Linked DNA regions of Mus musculus: region 1 is linked to region 2. The links are chromatin contacts, found by Hi-C or POLR2A ChIA-PET in ENCODE. All regions are on one chromosome and are shown on one strand. Each heading gives the region's core, a stretch centred on a gene start or an enhancer-like site at or near the end of the contact. The rest is flanking DNA. Distances are from core to core; before and after follow the strand shown. Region 1 overlaps Crim1 (cysteine rich transmembrane BMP regulator 1 (chordin like)). Region 2 overlaps Crim1 (cysteine rich transmembrane BMP regulator 1 (chordin like)).

What was found. A loop is a pair of places that touch in the nucleus more often than their neighbours do. ChIA-PET counts read pairs that join two places held with the same protein, here RNA polymerase II (POLR2A).
Region 1: a loop to region 2 is called in a map of heart, with 1.9 times the contacts of the local background. The contact joins two enhancer-like sites. A Hi-C loop is called at or near these places in 2 of 37 maps with a recorded cell type or tissue (both heart). POLR2A ChIA-PET finds 5 or more read pairs at or near these places in 1 of 5 experiments (Patski).

Annotation. Positions count from the first base shown.
Region 1 is chr17:78,283,523-78,289,815 of GRCm38, forward strand. The region is part of intron 4 of Crim1 (cysteine rich transmembrane BMP regulator 1 (chordin like)); the gene reads left to right. Gm41620 (a long non-coding RNA gene) reads left to right here. Exons shown (of 2, transcript XR_876966.1): 2 at 1-4,840. Among named protein-coding and RNA genes, the nearest start is that of Gm41620, 5.3 kb to the left of the region's middle. Within about 2 kb of position 4,560, at least 1 of the 3 ENCODE cell types and tissues checked has a DNase peak (open chromatin) inside an H3K27ac peak, as active enhancers do.
Region 2 is chr17:78,251,881-78,258,516 of GRCm38, forward strand. All of the region lies in intron 2 of Crim1 (cysteine rich transmembrane BMP regulator 1 (chordin like)), which reads left to right. Among named protein-coding and RNA genes, the nearest start is that of Gm41620, 26 kb to the right of the region's middle. Within about 2 kb of position 2,498, at least 1 of the 3 ENCODE cell types and tissues checked has a DNase peak (open chromatin) inside an H3K27ac peak, as active enhancers do.

The DNA.
Region 1 (6,293 bases), core at 3,310-5,809, 34 kb after region 2:
TTCAGCCCCAAGCTTCCCGGAGTCTGGGAAACAGAAACCTTAGGGTGGCTGTTACTGTTTTAATGTAGTTTTGACTTGGGCGTTCACCTGAAGAGTGGTCCTGGGCGAATGTGTCTCTAATGATGGAACTGAAGAAGCGAGGAAAAGGGAAGTCATTCAGAGCCCCGCTGTAAATTATTTGCAGAGGGGGGCTACGTTCTCACAGCTCTTACTTTCCTGTGTGTTAGATAGGCAGTGACCCATGCCTGTCCCCTTTGCTGCTACACACTCACCCTTTGTTCCGGCCCAATCGGTGCTCTCCCCATGTTCTCATGCTGCTCAAGGGCTGCAGCTGCCCCTTCCCATCTTCTGTTTCCCACCCACACCATCCCCAGTTACCTGGGCTGCATCTGCCCACCCTCTCTGATGATCCCATTTCCTTCCTTTTAAAGTGTCTTTCATCTTCAGCCCCTACAGATGTCTCAAGTGTACCTTTCTGCTCCCCTGCAATTCTTCATTTATCTACTTATCATAACGCTGTTCATAATACATTGACATCATTAGGTTTTTTAATTTTGTCCCCACTGTTCCGTGTGCTTCACAAAATGTGGGTACTTGTAACCTCTAGTATACAGATGCAACAGGGCCAACCTGTATTTAGAAATGGATGAAAGAATGACTGAATGAGTGAATAAATGAATGAATGAAGCCCATGAGTGCTGTGTGTCTCACTTTAAAAAAGCCTTGCAGGCTCTCCCAGACCCCTTCTTTATGTTCTCGTCTGCCTCAGCCTCAGTACTGTACAAACTTGGCCTCCCCTAGCCCCGCACTCCTCAGCACAGTGGGAGTCACCTTTATCTCTCCACTCCACCTTTTCTGGTATCACTCATCCTGCAGGATTCCAATTAAATTCCATTTTATTCGCACGGGCTTCTTGTACTAATACCTCCTCCTACATCCTGGGAATTCAGATGTAGCCCGTCCAGTGCTGTCAATTAATCACACATTTCCTTACACTATTATTTAATGGTTGCACACACACACAACTTCACCAGCTGAAGGATATTCTTAGAGGTCAGCGATTTTGTCAGCTTCCCCTACCCCACCCCTGTGTATGCATTACCATTGCTAAATGCAGAATCTGTATGATCAGGCTGGGGCTTGACCCTGTTGTGTTTAGCTTAACATATGAAGTGGGTCTCTCTTAGGAAAGAAGTTTATAAGTCATACTGTGATAAGAAAATGAAAGCCCAAGCAAACATATAAAAACAGAAATAAAAAGAAAACTGCCTGATCTATAGTAACAACATTCTAAGAAAAACTGTATACCTTTATTCTTATGAGGAAAACCAAGTTTGTGGCACAGTGGAAACCAGCATACCCCATGTAAAATCATGTATACAATCTTAATATATAAGGCATTGGACTTGCTCCCCTGGCTTGTAAAGACCATTGCCAAGAAGTTGGAGCAAATCTAATTGTGAGAGAATTCAGGAGGGAGAGCCCTTTAAGACCAAGGAGAGTTAAATATCTGAAAGTCCAGCTGTTGAAACTTACTTCTCACCAAGAGCATTCACTTTGAATTCATGGGTTTGCTATACGATTATACTTTCGAAAGGGGTTTGGTTGGGACTCTCCATGTTGAAGGGTAAATTCCTCCTGTTCCTAGCAGTACTGTCTGAGCTACCCAGGCTCCTGAGTACCTATTTCTGGGAGCCCTGGCTCGGCTTGTGAGTTTCCTCCTAAGCTGTGTGCTGACACTCCACCCCACCCATTTACAGTCGTTCATGCATCAGACCAGGGCTCGATTCCCCTCTCTAGCTGTTCATAGCAGGCCTGGATCGTGCTTTTTGCTTCTGCCCTGATGAGTTGTGATTTCCCTTCCCACCCCGGCCTCTGTAAATGTGGGTTATTCTTTTCTTTTCTTGCAGCATCTCTGTTTTTTCTTCATGGTCCAAAGTCCATTTTGGGCTCTTTGTTTCTGTTCTGAGTGACTCGTGAAGGTGATGAGTATCTCTCGCTCTTCCCTGTGAAAGAATGAATTGTTGAGAACCATCACTCCTTGGCAACCTGGTGCAGAGTTGCAGGCATGCTAAATGTTACTCAGTCCCTTCCTCTTGGTACCCGTATGTGATGTTGGCTAAGGCAACTCATCCTACGTTCCAAGAGAAGAAAGAAAAAAGATAAGAAATTAGCAACCAGGGGCTTTAAGCACCACTGCACAGTAACGGAAGGAGAAGTGGGATGCCCTAACAGGTTGTGACCTCTGTGTTTATAATGTCTGAGAGTGCGTTCATGATACCTGTGCATGTACACACACTGTCATGCATAGGGGATTTGCAGCAATAGACACCTGCCATGTCTTGTGAATGGACGCAAATGCTGTCTTTGTGGAGATGGGAAGGCTGTCCTTAATCAGCATGGGGACAGCAGTGATAAATACAGCTTAACTATGTCACATACCTTGCTAATTACAAACCTTCCTCATTCCGCCATTCCTCCAGCAAAATGCAAGCCGAGAGAATGTGCGGCTAAGTCAAATCACAGCCATTCGGCGGCATGAGGGGTAGAACAGGTCTGCCTTCAGCTCAGGATTCTCGTCATCCCTGGGTTCTCCTGTGTAACGAGCCAGCCCCAAGAGCAGGACAAAAGCAAGGAGGCTCCCTAAGTCTCACTGTTTGGGGTGCTGGGCAGGCCGTTCTCTGAGGCCATTTGGGCCAGATGCCATTTGTGTCTCAGAACAGCTGGGATGGCTCGAAGGCGAAAATCGTGTATGGTCTTCCATCCTAAACTTACCCGAATGTGCCAGAAGGAAGAAGTGTTATAGTGAGTGCCTCTAGACCACGTCTCTGCCATGATGTATGGTTGAGGCAAGTCACAGAATAATCCCGTATCTGAAAAGTAGTGGAGTGCGTGCTACCTTACAAAGGAAGACGCCTCAGGAAATTCCTGACCATTTGAATCCACCGCGGTATGCATTTAACAAAGAGGTGCCCTTCAGAGCCGATGTCCTGGTTGAAGAAAGTTCCCGCAGATGAGTGACCCTGTTCCAAACACTTGGTGTTCTTCTGGCCCTGGGAATCTGTGTCTTCTGGAACTCAGGCAGGCTTTGTAGTTCTTCTCCCCGTGTACTCAGCCCTCTTCCCTTCCCAGCCGAAGGTCTCAGTGCAGGCACATGGCAAGGTGTCTGTCTGGGCACCACCTCAGCTTTAAGCATCATTTAGGTGACTATAACTCAGACCTTCTCTCCTTAAGAAATACTGGGTTTTTCTCTGCTCCACACAACGGATTGTCATTGGAGTTGGGAAAGGGGGCAGGGGGCGCGCAGAACATCTTATTCATGAGACTAGGTCAGATTTTAAAACTAAAAGCTATCTGTAAAGGATGGAGCATAGAAATCCAGTCACTGGTCACCCTGTGTGGGAGAAATGGATCTACCAGGCGAATCTGGAGGGTGGCAGTCATCTGAGGTGCACAGCTGTGAGTCCATGCTCTCCTGTCACCAAGCCTGTCACCAAGCCTAACGCAGAGCTTAGCTGGGCTGTCTGTTAGGCTAGCAGCCACGCCACTATTCTTGTTTCTTTCCTTGCTTGCTTTCCCTACTCTAAAGCCGTCTTGAGCGTGGACACCTCATTTTTGTAAAGTTTCCACTTTGCCTCTGTCATTAATCACCAGGTTTGAAGATACAGACTCACGGGGCAGACAGCAAACTGTTAAAATTTGGAGGCAGCGATACCACTACACGTCACTGGAAGTCAGCCTAATTATGGAGAGCATTCCATGCCTTTTGGTATTTTTTGAATGTTACTGACGAATTCATTTACTATATAGTATGGGTAGTCATTCATTCTAAATTTAATGAGAGTTGTCTTAAACTCTTAAGTTCTGAAACATTATGTTATCAATTTCTACCTATAAATAATGTCTTCCTTAAAAGTTATTGAAGAAAAAATGCAAGCCAGTTATTTTGAGTTTGAAATAAATTAAGTCATTGTTTATGATACCCAGAAGCTTAAAATAGACTTTGTTCTGGGTTGTGTATGCTGTGGATGCCGGGTTCCCAAGCTCCCTTTTGGCTCCTGCCTCTCTCTTGACCAAAGGGCCTGACTCCCTTCCAGAACCAAAACCCAGAGCATTTATACCTCGTGTTTTTTGAGACACTACATCAAAAATCTTGTTTTTTAATTTTTAACTCAAAATTTTTTAAGTTCATTATTTTTTCCCAGCTCTAAGATAATTAAAAAAAAAATCTTTAGATTACCTGAGTGAAAATGTTAATGTGTGGCTCCTTGCTTCGCCAAGAAAAAGTTCTTAGCGTATGTTTACCACGTGAAGGGTCCAAGAAAAGTTGAGGGAAAGAAGCTGAATCTTGCAGCTCAATCCAGTTAGCAAGTTCGACCCCGTGCTCCCTCCTCACAGGCACAGTGTGTGGGACACCAAGCTCCCTGCCTAGAACAGCAACAGAGCCTGCCTGGCTGAGCATGAACCACCCGGCTGGTTTGTCCCCTGTGAGCCAAGTCACTGTCAACCGCCATAGTGTCCCCAGTGCAGCCACTCAGGAGACCAGACCTTCCCTCTGTGATTGTCATCTGTGAGCAGATGTGTGCCTGGGCACAGTGCATTTGGTAGATGGCGTATATTCGCTGTGTCACATGAACTGGGGCACTAGAGTCAAGGCCTGCCTCTGCCTGAAAGGAGCGGATTCTTGCTCTGAGCCAGGAAGAAAGGCAGGAAAGGGTTGCATGATCTGAGAAGTCGCTTTCACCTCTGGGTTCCTCGACTTGTCCGAATCTTCTCAATTGGACGAAACCCCAGACATTCGTGTTAGGAACTTCTTAGGAGAACAAAACAAAACAAAACAGAAGGGAAACCTAGGAATTCCAGGATTCGTGAAGATAATGGAGCAATAGACAGAGCCACCCGGCGACAGGAAAGGGAGAAGAAGGCACTAGGGAAGTCCTGGAAGAAAGATGGCTGCTGTTGTAATCATTTCATCTTCTTAGAAAGGGCCAAATGAGGCACTCAGACTGCTAAAGTGGCTATCGAAGCCTTACGCGCTTGGATTATGAAGAGTGGGCGGTAAGCAGGTGAAGTCGATGATAGTGTTTGGTAGATGGCTGCGTGATTGTTGCTAGCTATGTTTCCTGTTCACGTGGCTGGATAGGTCCGAGGGAGAAGGAAGGAGCAGAGACTGTCTGGCCAGAGCAAAGGCGGCTTCTACAAATAAGGATTTACCCTATTCAATTGCTATTAGACAGTGGAATGTGGGTTTCTCTATCGGCCTCGGTCAGCTGCCTTGGTATGTGTGCTGTGGGAAGGACTTGAATGTGGGTGTAGGATGGGGAGGGCCAGGGGGCTCCCCAGAGCCTTTCCCATTCTCCCCGGCGGACCACATCAGCCCAGACACGGCTGTGCATGGATGCTTAGTGCCCCCTGGACCTAGGTGCAGTTTCCCTTCTGTGAAGATCCCAAGTTTTCCCAAGTTTCCACTGTTTGTCTTTCTTCTCTCACCCTTCATTTAGCTCTGTATTCTCAATGTCTCTGTGTTTTACACTTAGTGGCACACATGCACACACACACACACACACACACACACACACACACAATTATATTTTTGGGAGAGGTTTATATTTTGTTACCTTTCTTCCCTGTGAGTCTCAGTTTTACTTTTCTCCTCTAAAACACTGACTCTGATAGCCAAGATAGTTTCCAAATCACATCCTGTTCTGTCAGATCAGCTCCAACCTTCAGGAAGGGAAGTCCCACGAAGGCAAAGACATAATCTACATGCACCGTCATGGCCAGAGTAAAGGTCACATAGAGTTTCTCCTGAAGACCAGATCTAGGTATTTGCCCTCAGATGCTTCAGTTCCGAAATCTAGGGTGGCCCCACTCTGCACTCCCAATTTCTTTGCATTTGTGTGGGGGAAAAAAACCCTCTATTTTGCTAGTGCTCTGTTGTGTGACAATAATAGGATTCTAGCAGATCGCTAGCACGCTGTACTTGGGGGGGGGGGGGTTGATACAGACATTTGGGAGAGGGACATTCTGGAGTTCCAGAATTTGCAGCCTGCAATGGACTCATCCCACATGAAGCCAGCAGAGTGAAATCCTTGGCAGGGCTCTCCTTCCCTTGAGAAGCATGTACGTTAATAAAAAATTAATCTGCAGTGAGTGAAAATAAGGTGTACCGACTGTGTGTGTGTGTGTGTGTGTGTGTGTGTGTGTGTGTGTGTGGTGGGGTGCTCAAATCTGTTAAAAGTTCAATCAAGACTCACAGAGGGAAGACAGAGAACACTGGGCTCACTGTGGGG
Region 2 (6,636 bases), core at 1,248-3,747:
GGGAGCTGATTCCCAGGGTTCTGAGACGGAGACAGGATACTCAGAGAAAGCTGTATCTGCAGAGATGGCTTTGTGAGTTGGACTAAAGGGAGAAAGGTGTTACCTGGCCCACGAGCCTAGAGGAGGGGATGGAGAGAGACAGCTCTGCCATGAGGAATACTTCTGCTCTTGTCAGAGGTCCTCCAGGCACCCACATTGAGTAGCTCACAACTACCTGACTCCAGATCCAAGGGTCTCAGATACCTGTGCACATGCCCACACATATACATATACATATACATATACATATACATATACATATACATATACATATACATCATATAAATCTACATAAACATATACATATCCTCAAACGTAAATCTTATAAAACAAAACATACAAACGAAAATCTGTGCCAGGCGCAGTGGTGCACATCTTTAATTCCAGAGCTTGGAAGGCCAGTGGATTTCTATGAGTTTGAGGCTAGCCTGGTTCAAATCGCAAGATTCAGGCCAACTAAGACTGTAATAGCGAGATCCTTTCTCAATAAAGCAAAACAAAGCCAAAGTTAAAAATTAATCATAGCAGCAATTATACTAAACAATAAATAAATAACAAGCCCGGAGAGACACCTGTAAGTGATCTTACTGTGGGAGAAAATCGCCTAACATGGGAGTCACAAGAATTGGGTGGCAGGAGAGGTTAGGAAAGAACTCCGTCACACAGACTGTAAAGTAATAACTTTTGATTTTTACCCACAATGCACTAGGAATCTGTAACAGTGCTTTAAGCTTCAGCTGTGATAGAAGGAAGTGCTATTTATGAAATCAACTCTGGCCACTCTGAAAAAAAGCTGATTTTCCCTGGGGGCTGCAGGATTATTGGGGGAATTCTTTTCAACACTGAAGGAGAATCCTGGTGGCCAGACCAGGGTGTTGATGGAAGAGGCAGAGAGAAGGGTGTGGATCCTTGTGTCCTGGAAATACTCTGCTGGAGTCCTGGGGGTCAGGTTAGGAGATGGATTTGGAAATGATCACCAGCTTTCTACCTTGAGTCGTGGGTACCCTTTCCCATATGAGGAGGGATGGAGGGTTAAAGTGAGCCTTTGGAATCTGCTGAACTGTATCAAGGTAGAGAAGTTTTTGCAACCCTTTCTTCCTGTGTGGATGGTGTTTGGAAGGTAAGGGAACCCAGGTACCCCCCCCCCCCCCGATCTTTGAAGAATGATTGTTATTCTTCCCTAGGGACATCAGCAAAATTCATATCCCAATTTGCTTGGCTTCTCTCTAAAATTATTCACAAAATCTTTAAGTTTTCTCCCAGGAGCATCTACTGTTTCAGGCATGATTATGTGAGTGTTGGAATCCCTGGAGAACCAGGGCCCGCTGAGGCAGATACAAGTTGATTTGTGTTGTAGCTCATGCATATTCCACACCACGCAGAGCCTCTCCATCCCGGCCCTCCAGTCCCTAGCTGAGAGTACACCCTTGAGTGTGCTGGAACTTGGTTCTGTGTTCAGGCTCCTCGACATCCCCCGTTACACTTTATTCTCCTTGCTGTCACCCTGGAAGCTGAGGCCGGTGCCTTGCAGGTAGAAAAATTACTAACAATGAGTCAGGGTTGGGGAGATCGAAACCAAGTTAGGAAAGAGAAGTCACGATGACATGAAAATCTGAATCAGACCTTAGGTTATAGCCATCACGGAGGATTAGGAGAAAGATAACGTGCAGCACAGGGAATGCAAGGTTGTCCCAATCACGAACACTAAGGACGTGCTGTACATAGATGGCAGTGAGCATTCTAAAGCTTAAAATTCATTTGCTGTCTAGAAGAAGGCAAGGTTTTGTGAGTGCTAAGCACCCTTGAGCAGAAACATTGTGGCTGGAGAGTCCCTGTTGATAGGAAATGAGGCACTAACTACCATTAGTAACTTTGTATTTGTATCCTGAAAAGAAAAGGCATAGCAGGTCTTCTCTTTCTTTCTCTTTCTCTTTCTCTTTCTCTTTCTCTTTCTCTTTCTCTTTCTCTTTCTCTTTCTCTTTCTCTTTCTCTTTCTCTTTCTCTTTCTCTCCCTCCCTCCCTCCCTCCCTCCCTCCCTCCTTCCTTCCTTCCTTCCTTCCTTCTTTCCTTCCTTCCTCTGTATTTGGGTTTACTTGTGCCTTTGTTTTATTTAAGCTCAACATTTTGGCTCTGGTAATTTTTTTTTTCATATCGCTACTGCCAGCTTTTTTTAAGATACAGAAGGAAAATAATATCTGCTGTTTGTAGTTGAAAGAAACCCTGGCATGAATTCCTCTAGAAACTTAAGAGAGAAATTATTAGCCATATCCAGACAGTAGCAAACTGGCTCAGATTCTCCCTCCCCTGAGCATTCCTGATTAATGGGGGAATCTGTTCTGTGGTCAAAAAGCCTCCTTCTCAAGCCCAGGGTGTCCTGGCTGCAGACATGACCAGCTGAGCAGCTGCAGACACAGCCAGGGCTGGACTTGGGACGCTCCGCCACCGCCACCAAGTGCGGAAGATGATGGACAGGAGCTGGGAGGAAGGAGCATCCCGAACGGTGCAGCTGTATCACCTGGTAACCATGGTAACCTCCCAGTGGAGCCCCTCAGCGGTGGCGCTTGCTGCTCTTGGGAGCCTGTGTGGGCTGTGCAGTGGGGCTCTTTCCTTCCTGCATTCTGACTTTTATCCAGGTCACTTTCACTTCTGTGTCTTTAGAGGTTGGCTTGCTCTAAGCTCCTCTTGATATCTGTTCCACTTCCCCACCTCTCCCACTATACCACTCTCTTCTATTTGCCTCTGCCGGGCTTCTCTTCAACTTTCCTCGCCCCTGTACACAGAAACAGCCTATTGGCCTCTTTCCAGCAATAATAACCCACTATTTATTATTATTATTATTATTATTATTATTATTATTATTGCCAACTTAAAACATTGCTCAGTTTAACAGTGTAGAGTTTGTGGCAGCACTGATGGCCTGAAGATAAAAAATATTATCATAAGAGATGGTTCATCCCTATCTTCTGGTAAGTTTCCCCTGATTGCATTGATTTCAGAGGTCTCTTATCTCAGTGTCTGGGAGTCTTGTAGGTGTCTCCATGCTGAAGGACTGTCTACTGCTACTGCATCTGTGAGGCCCTTAAAACAATACCTAGATCTACAGGAAGTCAGTGATAGGTAAAGCCTTAACCAAAGAATTTTAGTGTAGCAAAAGATTCAGCAGTAAAAGACAGGACTCCAATTTGAGGTACGCCCAGCATTCTTGAGGAGGCTTTGGAGCCATTAGCTAGACTAGGTCAGTGGAATGAAATTAGCATTGTGTTAGTTTCAAAAAGCCCACAAGAGTGCTAAGGAAGGAGTCTCAGTCTGACTGAGGAGATGGAAGATAGCCTTGGCTCTCAGAGAAGGTAGCAGTTTACTTGACTCTAAGGAGGACAGGATTTTAAAGATAGCATAGGGGCTGGAGAGATGGCTCAGCAGTTAAGAGCACTGACTGCTCTTCCAGAGGTCCTGAGTTCAATTCCCAGCAACCACATGGTGGCTCACAACCATCTGTAATGGGATCCGATGCCCTCTTCTGGTTTGTCTGAAGAGAGTGACAGTATATTCACATACCTAAAATAAATAAATCTTAAAAAAAAAATGGCATAGGACAGAGCACCATCCAGAAAGAACATGGAGACAGTGATAGTCTCTAGAGGAAAGCCCTGGGGAAATGGGGGTCACAGAGAGCAGCTCTCCAGAATTTAAGAACAGCCATGAGAGGAGCAAGCTTTAAGTGTTTTGAAAAAGTCTGTAGTGAAGGGATCAGGTGTGAGGAGAAATTGTTCCCTGGAAGGAGAGAGAGATACCCAGGAAGAGTGTCGTCTTGTTTGTAAATGTTGGCTGTGCGCATGCCCACAGACCAAGGACTGCGTGCAGAAGAGGATCCGCGGGCCCACACTCCCTCTTCCCGGCTTTCTCTGTTGTTGGTATGCATGCTCTTGTTCTGTCATGCCCTGCATGCCTCTCTTGACTGTTGTGCAGTGTGAAGGTGGGGTACACCTGCTAAGCCAGACATGAGGTAAAGCCGCCTTCTGTCAGCAGGCAATCACAGCTACAGATCTCTATACCTTTGGACTCTATAGGAGCCAGAGTACAGAGGCATGCCTAGCTCTGTTCTCCTTAGGTCTCGGGCCTGAGATCTCCCTGGATTAATGGAAGGCTGATCGCTCAACTTCAAGGAGCCATGTCTTCCTTAACTAAAATGAGGAGGTGGCTTTGGCTTTAGTATCCCCACTGCTTTAGACCCAAGCCCTATCATTCCATTTTCTAGCTTTTCTCTTCTTCTGTGGTTACTTTCATCCCCTTCCTCATCTGCTTTAATTATTGTCCCAATTTAGCAACACTTTATCTGTGATAAGTACACGTGCCTACTGCTAACTTAACACATGCACGTTTATAGACATTTTCTGAATAAAGAAGCTAAATAATATACAGGCATCCTGTGTAAAAAGAAAACAGTTCTCTTGGAGATAAAAACCAAAGTTGCGGTTATAACAACAAGTCTTTATTGTTAGAGCAGCGGGGAGATTTTTTTGGGCAAGGGCAGGTCGGTTCTATGGCATTAAAACACAGACTTTAATCAATTTCATTAATGACTTTGTCTCTTTAGTTTACCTTCCTCTATGGTTTTTCGACAGTTGGGATTTATGCCTGGGTGGGATCGTGTTCAGAACCGTACCTGGTTAGTTTTTGTCAACTTGACACAAGCTAGAGTCATCTGAGAAGAGGGAAATTTAATTGAGAAAGATAGCTCCATCTAACTGGCCTTCAGGCACATCTGTGGGGGCGTTTCTTGATTAATGATTGATGTGGGAGGGCCCCACCCACTGCAGGCGGCATCACCCTGCCCTTGGCCAAGCCTTTGGTCCTGGGAAGTAGAAGGTGGCTGAATGTGAGCGGGAGAGCAAGCCAGAGAGCAGTGTTCCATGTGGTCTCTGCCTCAGCTCCCGCCTGGCTTCCTCTCATGCTGGAACTGTAAACTGTAAGGTGAAACAAACCCTTTTCGCCTCAGGTTGATTTTGGTTGTGCTGTTTATCTCAGAGACAGACACCAAAGGAGGACAAGTGTAAGCCATAGTTCTCATTGACACCCCAGAATTGGTGTGGGCAACTTGTTAGGACTCAGCCTAAGCCACTCTTCACATTTGCATGTGCTTGGTTATATGGCAAGTTCTTGGTACACATACCATGTTTATCATGTTGAATATAAATGTACTTAATTTAAAAAGGGTTTTGTGCCACAAGGGCCAACTCTTAATATTGCTTTCCTTGTTCTGAAATCTATGCCAAGCAGGATGTTTTATGTTATTTTTTTTTCTGGAGCCAATCATTTGCAAATGAAGCATGCATAAATAAGTAAAGGGAATTTTGAGCTAGTCCACTGTGGCTGCTGTGTGCGCATGCCTGTAATCCCTGGTGTGTGGTTGTGTACAGGAGATGAATTCAATGCTGAGAGTAAGAAACGAGGTAAGGGCTAGGGAGGTAGCTTAGTTGGTTCTGTGCTTGCCGCGAAGTCACAGGCGCCTGACTGAGTTCAGCCACCAGGATCTGTATAGAAAGCTTGCCGCTTCATGCTTGTGATCTCAGTGGTGGCTGAGACAGGCGCAGGGGACTCCTGGGGCTCATTGGCCAGCCAGTCTGATTTAATCTGTGTATACTAAGCCAATGAGAGGCCTTGTCTCAAAAAAACAACTCACTGTTGACCCCCTGGCCTCTACAAGCATACATATGCATATGTGAGCACACAACACATACATATGCACAGAGGCCTGACATACACATGCACAAAACCACAAACACATTTCTTAAAAAGTAGTTGCTAATTTAATTGTAATACCATATTAGTAACATTAGTGCCTGGTGGTTTTATCTTCCCATTGACCTTGTATGATGCAAATCTCACTTGATTCTCTGCTCCTTTTAAACATCCCATCGCTTCTCTTCTCGCTTCCGTTTCCCTTACTATTGCCTATCTCTTTAAGCCAGATTGACATATATTTATTCTCTCTCTGATTTTTCTGACTTCTTCCTACATCTGTCATCTTCTCTCCTAGAGCTTTTCATGGTTGAGCTGTGCTTGCCTGTTAACAGACCATATTACTTTTGTTCGTTTAGTTTAAAATAAATCATCCAAATGGAGGTATCACTCCGTGATTGATGCCTCGACTGGCGTTCGTGAGGCTCTGGGTTAGATGCCCGGCACTGTACACACAGTTTGATAGTGAGTAAGTAAAAACCAATCTCACTTCTGAGTTGGCAAAAGTTCTAACGATAACTGACATCTATAGCATGCTTCGTGTGCCAGAAGTCAGCTAGCAGGTTATATGGATTGTTTTATTTAATACAAAAACATTATGTAGTAAGGTCAAGGGGCAAAGGAACTTCCCATTGAAGGGTTTGGTTTACAGCCAGGACAAGGTAGAGCCCCCGCCCCAAGTATCCTGGTTCTGTATTTCATATTTGTGACCAGGTCTGTTCGGCAGTTTGTTGCTTCAGCAATTCAGACCATTTACAACAATCACAGGTAGAGTATTGATAGTCGGGGACTGACAGAATACCAAGCCCCTTTCTCTTACAGTACCAGATTTGAAATGTCCTTGGAGAGATGTGATTT